Regions from separate parts of the Homo sapiens genome. Here region 2 is linked to region 1. Evidence: read pairs that join two places in POLR2A ChIA-PET (ENCODE). Cell type or tissue: PC-9. All regions are shown on one strand. Links, peaks and the distances in the headings refer to the core of each region. The heading gives the core; the rest is flanking DNA. Region 1 overlaps ARMC2 (armadillo repeat containing 2). Region 2 overlaps FOXO3 (forkhead box O3).

Evidence for each region. ChIA-PET counts read pairs that join two places held together with the same protein. Peaks named below come from ENCODE experiments on the same cell type or tissue, not always from the same donor. Only the 100,000 strongest peaks of a DNase experiment are listed, where the experiment ranks them.
Region 2: POLR2A ChIA-PET joins it to region 1 with 6 read pairs; 2 of 35 experiments call an interaction of 5 or more read pairs at or near these places.

The regions. Positions count from the first base shown.
Region 1 is chr6:108,868,046-108,872,436 of GRCh38, forward strand. ARMC2 (armadillo repeat containing 2) reads left to right here. Exons shown (of 18, transcript NM_032131.6): 4 at 779-950. Among named protein-coding and RNA genes, the nearest start is that of ARMC2, 22 kb to the left of the region's middle. In PC-9, for the core only: no CTCF peak of the experiment used is centred there; a DNase peak (open chromatin) is centred at 2,046.
Region 2 is chr6:108,652,918-108,657,308 of GRCh38, forward strand. All of the region lies in intron 1 of FOXO3 (forkhead box O3), which reads left to right. Among named protein-coding and RNA genes, the nearest start is that of FOXO3, 94 kb to the left of the region's middle. In PC-9, for the core only: no CTCF peak of the experiment used is centred there; no DNase peak of the experiment used is centred there.

The DNA of each region.
Region 1 (4,391 bases), core at 91-4,090:
TATCATTAAAAAAATACATTTGTGGCATCCAAAATATGTAAATGTACCACTTACATTCCACATAATTCTTGGTACATGTAGGTACTCAACAAATGTTTTCTGAACTGAATTGAACTCAGAAATTTTTAAAGCATGTTGAATATGCTATATGTAATTTTGTAGTCTTTTTTTATTTGGGGGTGGGGGGGCGGGATGGAGTCTTGCTCTGTCACCCAGGCTGGAGTGCAGTGGTGCAGTCTTGGCTCACTGCAACCTCCAACTCCTGGGTTCAAGCAATTCTCCTGCCTCAGCCTACTGAGTAGCTGGGACTACAAGCATGCGCCACCATGCCCAGCCTATTTTTGTATTTTTAGTGGAGATGGGGTTTCACCATATTGGTAAGGCTGGTCTTGAACTCCTGACCTCAAGTGATCCACCTGCCTCGGCCTCCCAAAGTGCTGGGATTGCAGGCATGAGCCACTGCGCCCGGCCAATTTTGTAGTCTTTTATACAGATAATATCTGTTTGCTAGCATGGGTAAACTGTTTTACTCAAGTATGGTAATAGCACAGCAGAGTAGTTAATACAATATGATTAAGAAAAACAATTAAAAAGTGCTTTATGTATACATATATCACATTATGTAAGATGGGCCAGTGAGTTGGTAGAATCAGGAAGCCAAGATGAAGGCAGGCAGATAGGCCTTGTGCTCTTCTGGAAGGGTTGTGGCCAGCTCTGAGGTAAGTGTTATTTGAGACGCAGAAAGTCATTCCAGTTATTTAAAAAAATCTCTTTCCAGAAACCGAAAGTTCCAGCATCTCCCACCAGAGAGGAGGATTCCTGCTTTTCCTTTCCTAAGCCCCCAGTGGACCCTGCGAAGATTAGAAGAGTAAGCAACGCCAGGGCTCGCTTATTCAGGGCTGCCTCCCAGCGGGCCCTTCTGCCGGACAGATCCCTTCCTCCCTCCGACTGTAAGGCCATGTAACATCCTGTAATCTCTGGGGACAGGCATGCTTCTTGAATTTGCACACAAAAGCTAATTTTATATGATTTTTCCTAACCCTGGATGATTTTTATATTAACTAAGATTAGTTAATATTGGGCAAAAGCTGGCTAAGAAACATTGTTCATATATTTTTCTGGGTGCTTATAAGGAATACCTAAATATTACAGTTGGTAGGAAAAGGAAATTAGGATAAGTGACTGGGCGCGGTGGCTCATGCCTGTAATCCCAGCACTTTGGGAGGCCAAAGCGGCCAGATCACCTGAGATGAGGAGTTCGAGACCAGCCTGGCCAACATGGTAAAACCCTGTCTCTACTAAAAATACAAAACTTAGCTGGGTGTGGTGGCACGTGCCTGTAATCCCAGCTACTCGGGAGGCTGAGGCAGGAGAAGTGCTTGAAACCAGGAGGTGGAGGTTGCAGTGAGCTGAGATCGTGCCACTGCACCCCAGCGTGGGTGACGAGCAAGACTGTCTCAACAAAAAAGAAAAAAAAGAATATTAGGATAAGTATTCCCTAGTGGATGGTTCATGTATATTAGAAATAAATGATTTTTAAATTAGAGTTCAAAAAGTTGTTAATTTTATTAGAAATTAATGAAAATGATAAGATTCTTATAATGCACATTAAGCTTATTTCTTTGAGAATGCCCTTCTGATCCCGTGTGAGCATGTAAGCAAAATTTGAATGGGACTTCTACTGCCTGAGAATTGCTGCCAGGCACCTAAACCTGGGAACAGAGAGGCTAAAGATCACAGCCTGAGGAGTCCCACCAACAATTGGAATCACTCCCCATCCAGGGCATACTAAGGGTTTCTCAAACTGTGGAAAAGGACCCAGAAGTGGGATGACAATCAATTTAGTGGATCACACCAGCATTTTTAAAAAATGAAGTAGAATAGAATATAATAGAAAATGTCAGAATACATGACACACGATAGGGGTAAGTATTGCTTCAAGAGACTTTACTTCGGTCTTCAGTGTGTGTTCAGGGTCATATTACAAACTGATTTCTGACTGTGTGTGGTCAAAAAAAGTGGAAACCACTTTACCAGGAGCTGACAGAACTGGTTCTCCCTCCATCAACAAGATTTGATGAAGAGAGATAGGCTTACAGTCACAGAGAATTGGGGAGAGCCTGGAAGATACATACCAAAGATCACAGCCCCCACCTGAGCATCATACTTGACAGACAAGTATTTTTTTTTAATTCATTTCCAACATTTAAAAGGTAGAAGAATCTCATGGAAGAATCCAGATTTATGACTTCTTGTGAAAAATCAGAAAATCTGGCAACACTGGGTCCCCATTCCATGCAGCCACAATGGGGCATGATCGGAGCTGAGTGGTACCTCCATTCTGTGGCCAGGATATGATCTGCAGTCACCATGTCCCCAGCCTGTGCCATTCACTTGCCTGTGTGGTCCCTGATGTGGCTGAAGAGTTAGAATAAAGGAGAAAAAGAAAGAAAGAGAGAGAGAAAGAGAGAGACAGAAAGAGAAAGGAAGGTAGGAAGGAAGGAAGGAAGAGAGGGAAGGAGAGAGGGAAGGAGGAAAGGAAAGAAAAAAGGAAAGAAGGAAAGAAAAAGAAGAGAGGGAGGGAGGAAGGAAGGAAGAAAAGAGAAGAGAAAAGACAAGACAATGAGGATGTGCAGGGTGTGTACCTCATGCTGTGATGCCATGACCAAGTAGATCATCAGGCAACTTGCTTTACCTTGATGTCCCGATTTGTTTCCTTTCTTACACTGCCAGTCGATCTGATATTTATCAAACTCCTACTAAGTGCCAGGCACCATTCTAGGCCAACAAAGTTCTGTCCTCAGAGAGCTTACAATCTAGTGAGAGGAGATAGACAATGACAGGAGAACAAATAAGTAAGAGAATTTGAGTGCTGATGAATGCTCTGAAGAAGATAAACAAGATAATGGACTCGAGAGTGACTGTGGTGGGGTAATTTGCTTTAGCTCAGGTGGCTCTGAAAGGTATCTTTGAGGAGCTGGCAGCTGAATAGGAAGGTGCCTCATGAGAAGGAGGCAGCCATGTAAAAATCCATGGACCAAGTGTCCACATGGAAGGAAAAGCGAGTGCAATGACCGGGCACGAGAGCAAGTGCTGGTGGTGGAGGACCTGGAGGTCCAGTGGCTGGAAAGTGGCTGATCAAGGGAAGTTGGAGAGAGCTGAGGCCACAGAACTGCCCAGGGCCTCAGAATATGGAAAACACACCCAGCTGTGTTTTACTTGTAGTGAAAAGATAGGGTTTACCAAAGGGAGAGACAATGTGATGTAGGTTTTTTCACCAACAGCAGTTCTCAGCTGTAGCTGCCCATGAGAATCACCTGAGGAGCTTTTCAAACGCTCCCCCCGCAACCCGAGTCCCGTGTCAGCTCAGGTAAATCAGAAAGGGTTGGTAATTGCAGGAACAAAGGGTTTGCCAAGATGAGAGGGGCTGGGACCTGGAGGTGAAGGGCACTTCTTATGAACAGGATGGCAGGATTGGTGCAAGGACTCATACCTTGTTTTTTATTCTGTGTTCTTGCTTGTGAGGTTGAATACTGTGTGTTTCATGTATTTTTAACTTTTGGGAGTGCATGCTAGAAAACCCTGCTGCTTGCTGAGGTACACACTGATGTGAAAGTGACCACAGAGATGAATGCTTTGCCCACCATCCCCCTCCTCAGTGCTTCCCCAGTGGCTTAGCTCCTTCCCCGCTGGGGTACCTGCCTGTTGTCTGCATGCTCTGGGAGGTGCCCTCTGCAGCTGTGATTTCCCAGCACTGAGGCCAGCTTCACACCTCCAAGGTGCACTGAAGCATGTTTTCATCGTGGTTCTTTTATCCACCCTGTTTGCAGTCACCCCTCTTCACCATTCAGGTCATCCCTGAGGTCTGGGCCAGCATTCAGGAAATACTGGCAACAAAAAGTCATTGTTATTTTAAAAGCACATGTCATCCAATTATAAAGTTATAAAAAATATTTGAGCTCTCCAGCCTTGGAATCATTGTCATTTGTATAAGAGCTCCCTGGGTTTCATTTCAGATCTTCTCTATTGTTTAGAAGAGGTAGGCTTTGTGGAGTAACTGAGGCTGCAGAAATGGAGGGCATCCCTTTGTTTGCTGTGAAGTCATTTGTGGCTGATGCTACCCCACAGGCAGGGCCGGGGTGTGGTGGCAGGTTTGGAATTCCTGCTTCAAGACAGTGAAAGAGGAAGAGATTTGTGTAGTCATCTCCAAAAGGCCAGCAGTATAACTGCTTTGCGTTCACACAGGGTTTTTGGCTGGAGGTGGCACTGCTGTGAATGCTTCCCCAGTTATTCAAGCCAGACAAGAGGCCTGAGAGCAGTACCACCTCCTCAGCCATCCCTGTCACACTCTCCGTCACCAAGCCCTACACGTGCTTCCTGACTAGCTCTCG
Region 2 (4,391 bases), core at 153-4,152, 220 kb before region 1:
CTTCACCCTGGATGGACCTGAAATGCCTGCTAAGGCCTTGCTCCACCGAGTAGCACACACCCTATCAGTTTGCCCTTCTTTCCATCTCTTATTCTAGAGACCTTAAAGCCTACTTGTTGGTATATATTTTCAGGTTTTTGGAAATTGGGCTGTTTAATTGAAGTTAATACCAGTGATGAGACTTTTCAACCTGAGAACAACCTAGATGCTACTTCACATTTTGCAGTGGAAGCTTACTTCCATCTTCACTCATGTAGGACATTCTTTGGTCTCAATGTTTTATCACATCTCATGTTAAAGTATAATTCAGGTCTATTTTGTGGCTCCTGCCCCCTTCCCATTAATTCAATGGTTAAACAGATACAATTTTTTGACCCCCTACTATGTACCAGGCCCTCTGCCGGGTGCTAAAGCTATAGTAAAACATGGTATCTGGTTTAAAGAGCCAGACTGCACCCTGCATTTTATCTTTGCTATTAGTGTGCTAATCCAGACATTGGTACTAATGTTCTCTTTCTGGGTGGTGGGTTACACCTCAAGGCCAGGTGGTGTGAGTCTGTCTCTGCTCTGTTGACACTTAGGAGCTGATTGGATTCAGGTGTGGCACTGTGCCTCTTTGGTCCTCAGGGTCTGCGACTGTGAAGTTGGGGCTGCCTGTTTCATAGAAAGAGGGTTTCCTGGCCCTCTCCATGTTCCCCAGCTATTGCTATTTTTACTGAGCTTCCTGCCCTGGTTGCTTGTCATATGTCATGAAAGTGATGCTAAATTCTTGGATGTGCTCCTGAGTTCTGGATGCATGTTTCCTATGCCCTTTTATTCGATTTCCACACACAGTAAGTTTTCAAACTGGAAAAAGGTGCAGCCTTATTTTGTTTAAGCTAAGTGAATATTAATAATAAAACTATTTCTGTTCCACTTCATGGCTTTTATAACTTCATGCCTGTTAACTCTTTGAGGCAACCATTTTGTGTGGCTAATTTGAGCATGGTCTTAAAAGAGAATTTCAGTAGCATGTGTTTGCTGAGCACCTTGTGGGAAGGGGAAACAGATTCAATAACATCACAGGAGAAGCTTGGAGAAAGACAACAGGGGCATCCAAATGCTGCAGCTTTAACCTACTTTCTGGGACTGTCATCTCGCTGACTGCACGCCTTTAGATGCTTCTTCCTCAGTCTATGGGGAGAGGGACCTGGGGCTAGAAATAGGAGAGTTTGTGGGGAGGGGCAGGATGCTGCAGGGAGTGGGTGTGGGCAGAGGTTGCAAGACTGCCAGGGTTCTCTGTGTGCCGGAAGTGCAGGTTTGGCTGTGAGGAATGGAATGTTCTCTCTTGCCCTCCAAGAGCACAAACAGCTGTGGAAGAGCTTGAAAAGAAGATTACTAAAAGAAAAAATAATAATAATTAATATGAAAATAAAATCCACCCTAGAAAACCCAACAGAACCGTGTGTGGAGTATAGTGGTAGTCATCTTTTTCATGCTATTTAAGAGAACTTTCTTCCTATCTAGGATTTCTTTTTCAGTTGAGGGCAGGATAAATTGTGTACCCAGCCCTTTCTCCCCTTGGGAAAGCCTCATATGTCTCATTTTGTTTGGATAGAAAATTGATTCATTATTCTGATGACCAGATGATGATTTTATTCTTTTTATGAGGGACCAGAACCTGTCGCTTGCTTGCTGCTTGAAAACTTAAATGTTAGTTTCCAAAGGCCATCTCTGTGGGTAGAGGGTTATCGTCAGCAGTTTAACGGGAAATCTTGTTTCTAACTGGAAATTTAATTATTCAGCCAAGTTCCCAACAATGTTTACTTTAGAGCATCGTCTTTTTTTTTTTTTTTAAGTCCCTTAATGGTTTAAACTTTTAAGCTTTAGGCAAGAGTAGAGTGGAGCTAGATTTACATATCAGGTTGTTTGTGCAATCTTTTACATGAAAGTTTATGTTTTCTTCTCAATCTGAAAATTGGTTTTGGCCATTATAGCTGGTATTATATATGACGTAATAACTCTCTCTGATCTCAGATACATTTTTATGCTGTCATACTTTCTGCACCTGCTTTTGAACAACATCTTAGTCCCAAAGTAGATAAAATCTAGCAGAAGGGAGTAGGCAGCTAAAAACTAGATTCTAGCAATATCTAAGGAAATTACAAGGATCAGTTAGTGTTCCATTCCTTCCTTCTTTGGCTATATCAATTCCTAGTTTTGTGAAAGTCCACATGCCTTCTTTCTGTCCATGCCTGTGCATGCTGGGTGGAGAAGCATCACAGAGCAGAATGAGGTGACTGTCCCCAAGGCAGGGTAAGGTCAAGGATCTTTCCCCTCACCTCATGATTTTCAAAAGAAAAGCAGATCTGGACCTCAGTTACCTAAAATAAAATAAAATTACCCTAGCTCTTATTCTGCACATAAAATCACAGCTTTAATCTCTCATCCCAGTTCTCACCTTTATCTTCTCAATGATGGAAACTTGGACTTAAAGGAAGTTACTGTGCTATGTTACCAGATCTAAGGAGACTGGGAATCATTAGATTGGAATCAGATCCTCAGTCAATGGAAATATAAGGAGGAAAGACCATTGGTTCTTGGCCCTAATTGCACATTAGAATAATCTGGGGAGCTGTAAAAATGTACCTATATCCAGGCCTTACCCCATCTATTGAATCAAAACCTCTGAGACTGGGATGTGAGTGTTTAAAGTCTCCCCAGGTGATTCTAATAGGCGGGGTGAAGAACTACTACTGAAGGGAAATTGAGGGCCTCTTCCAGAGAATTGCCTTTGAAAGATCCTGTCATTATACACCGAAGGCGCCCACCCGGGCCTGCTCCTGAAGCTAGCTGTTTGCAGTGCTCTCCTGTGGCACGCAGACCTCTGGGTCTCCCTGTGAATTGGGGTTCCATTGGGCTGTTCAAAAAACCTTTGTCATCTGTGGTTCAGCAGACGCGTATGTTAGAATTCAGGCATTTGGCAACCTCATTCTGAATTGTCAGTACCCACAAGTCAAGCAGTGAGACCCACTTGAAATGCTGGTCCTGTACACAAAGTGGGTGAGCACTGTATTGAAAGACAGTCCTTTCCAGTGCTTTCCCCTGAAATTCCTTGTAAGGACCAGGAGACGCCTGCAGTCGGCCTGGTGGGAAGTAGTGGGCCTGGCTTTGGAGTTAACCATAACTCATTTTGCTGCTCCAGACAGTCCTCCTCCCACCCCACCCCACCCCACCTCAAAAAAAAAAAGAGAGAGGAGGGGGTTGTCTTTAAAGAAAAAAAAAAAGCAGGGGCTTTTAAGAGTTAAATTACACAACTCGCTTTTTATTTTTAAAGTGAGCAGATTTCTTGTTGTCGTTGCTGAGAAAGATAAATTGATACCACATGTTGCTTCCAGACAAAAACCTCTCTGTGTTCCAGGGGAAGCACATGCAGCTGGTGTCTGGGTGAGTGGACAGTCTCCACAAGGTAAACATGGTTTGGAAGGGCTGAAGCGGACGTAGGGTACAAAATTTAAGAAATTACCAGTTACTTCTGACTGGCACGGCACCTCTGAAATACTTTTTTAAAGTTTGAAATCCTTTCCTGGAAGGGGCCGCCCTGGAACCTTTTGGCTTAAAGTATATGATGCTCGGAAAACAGTAAGTTAACATTTATGATGTCACTGCTTCCGTGTGGGATCTAACAGTTGTTGGGAGCTGCTTTTGTACTTGGCACTTCACTGAGTAGTTTGCATGCAGAGCTTTATTTAATCTTCCCAAAGAGCCAAGAGATAGTCAAAGAATGTTTTTATCCTGCCTGTGGGAATTATCCCCTTTGTAAATTATTGGTGGAATACTTTTCATTTCAGGAAGCTTCTCTCTCACACCTAATCTGATCTGTTTGGGGTCCATGTGTCTTCACAACCAGTTAGCATGTATGTAGAGATCATGGATACTTTAGTATTAGCAATAATTGTATCTTGCAATAGAAAACGGTCTTCATTATAACAAGAAAAATAATTGCCAGATTCTGCTAGGTGCAGTCATCTTTATGCTGATTTATTCAAGGTGGACCAAACAAAGGAATCTCTAGGCAGCAGGACTGTGAAATGTGAATTCCATCATGCTGCCTCCTTCACACACCTATTGCACCTGCCTCCTGGAAGGGTTATGCCACTGATTGCCAGTTCTGTAACTGATTAACTACACCTAACGGGTTTCTGCCCCAGTGCAGGGCTTCCTTCAGTGTAAATTGTTTTGTAAAAGAGAAGATGGACATAAAAATGAAATAAAGAGTATTCTTACCACTGCACTCTCTTTAGACACATTGTGATAGAGGTGTTTTAAGGGTTCTTTAAACCTTTCGGCCCACGTTGGGGACAAGCTGGTACATTTGTCCCTGAAGCTGAAGTTTTTTCCTAGAGATCTTT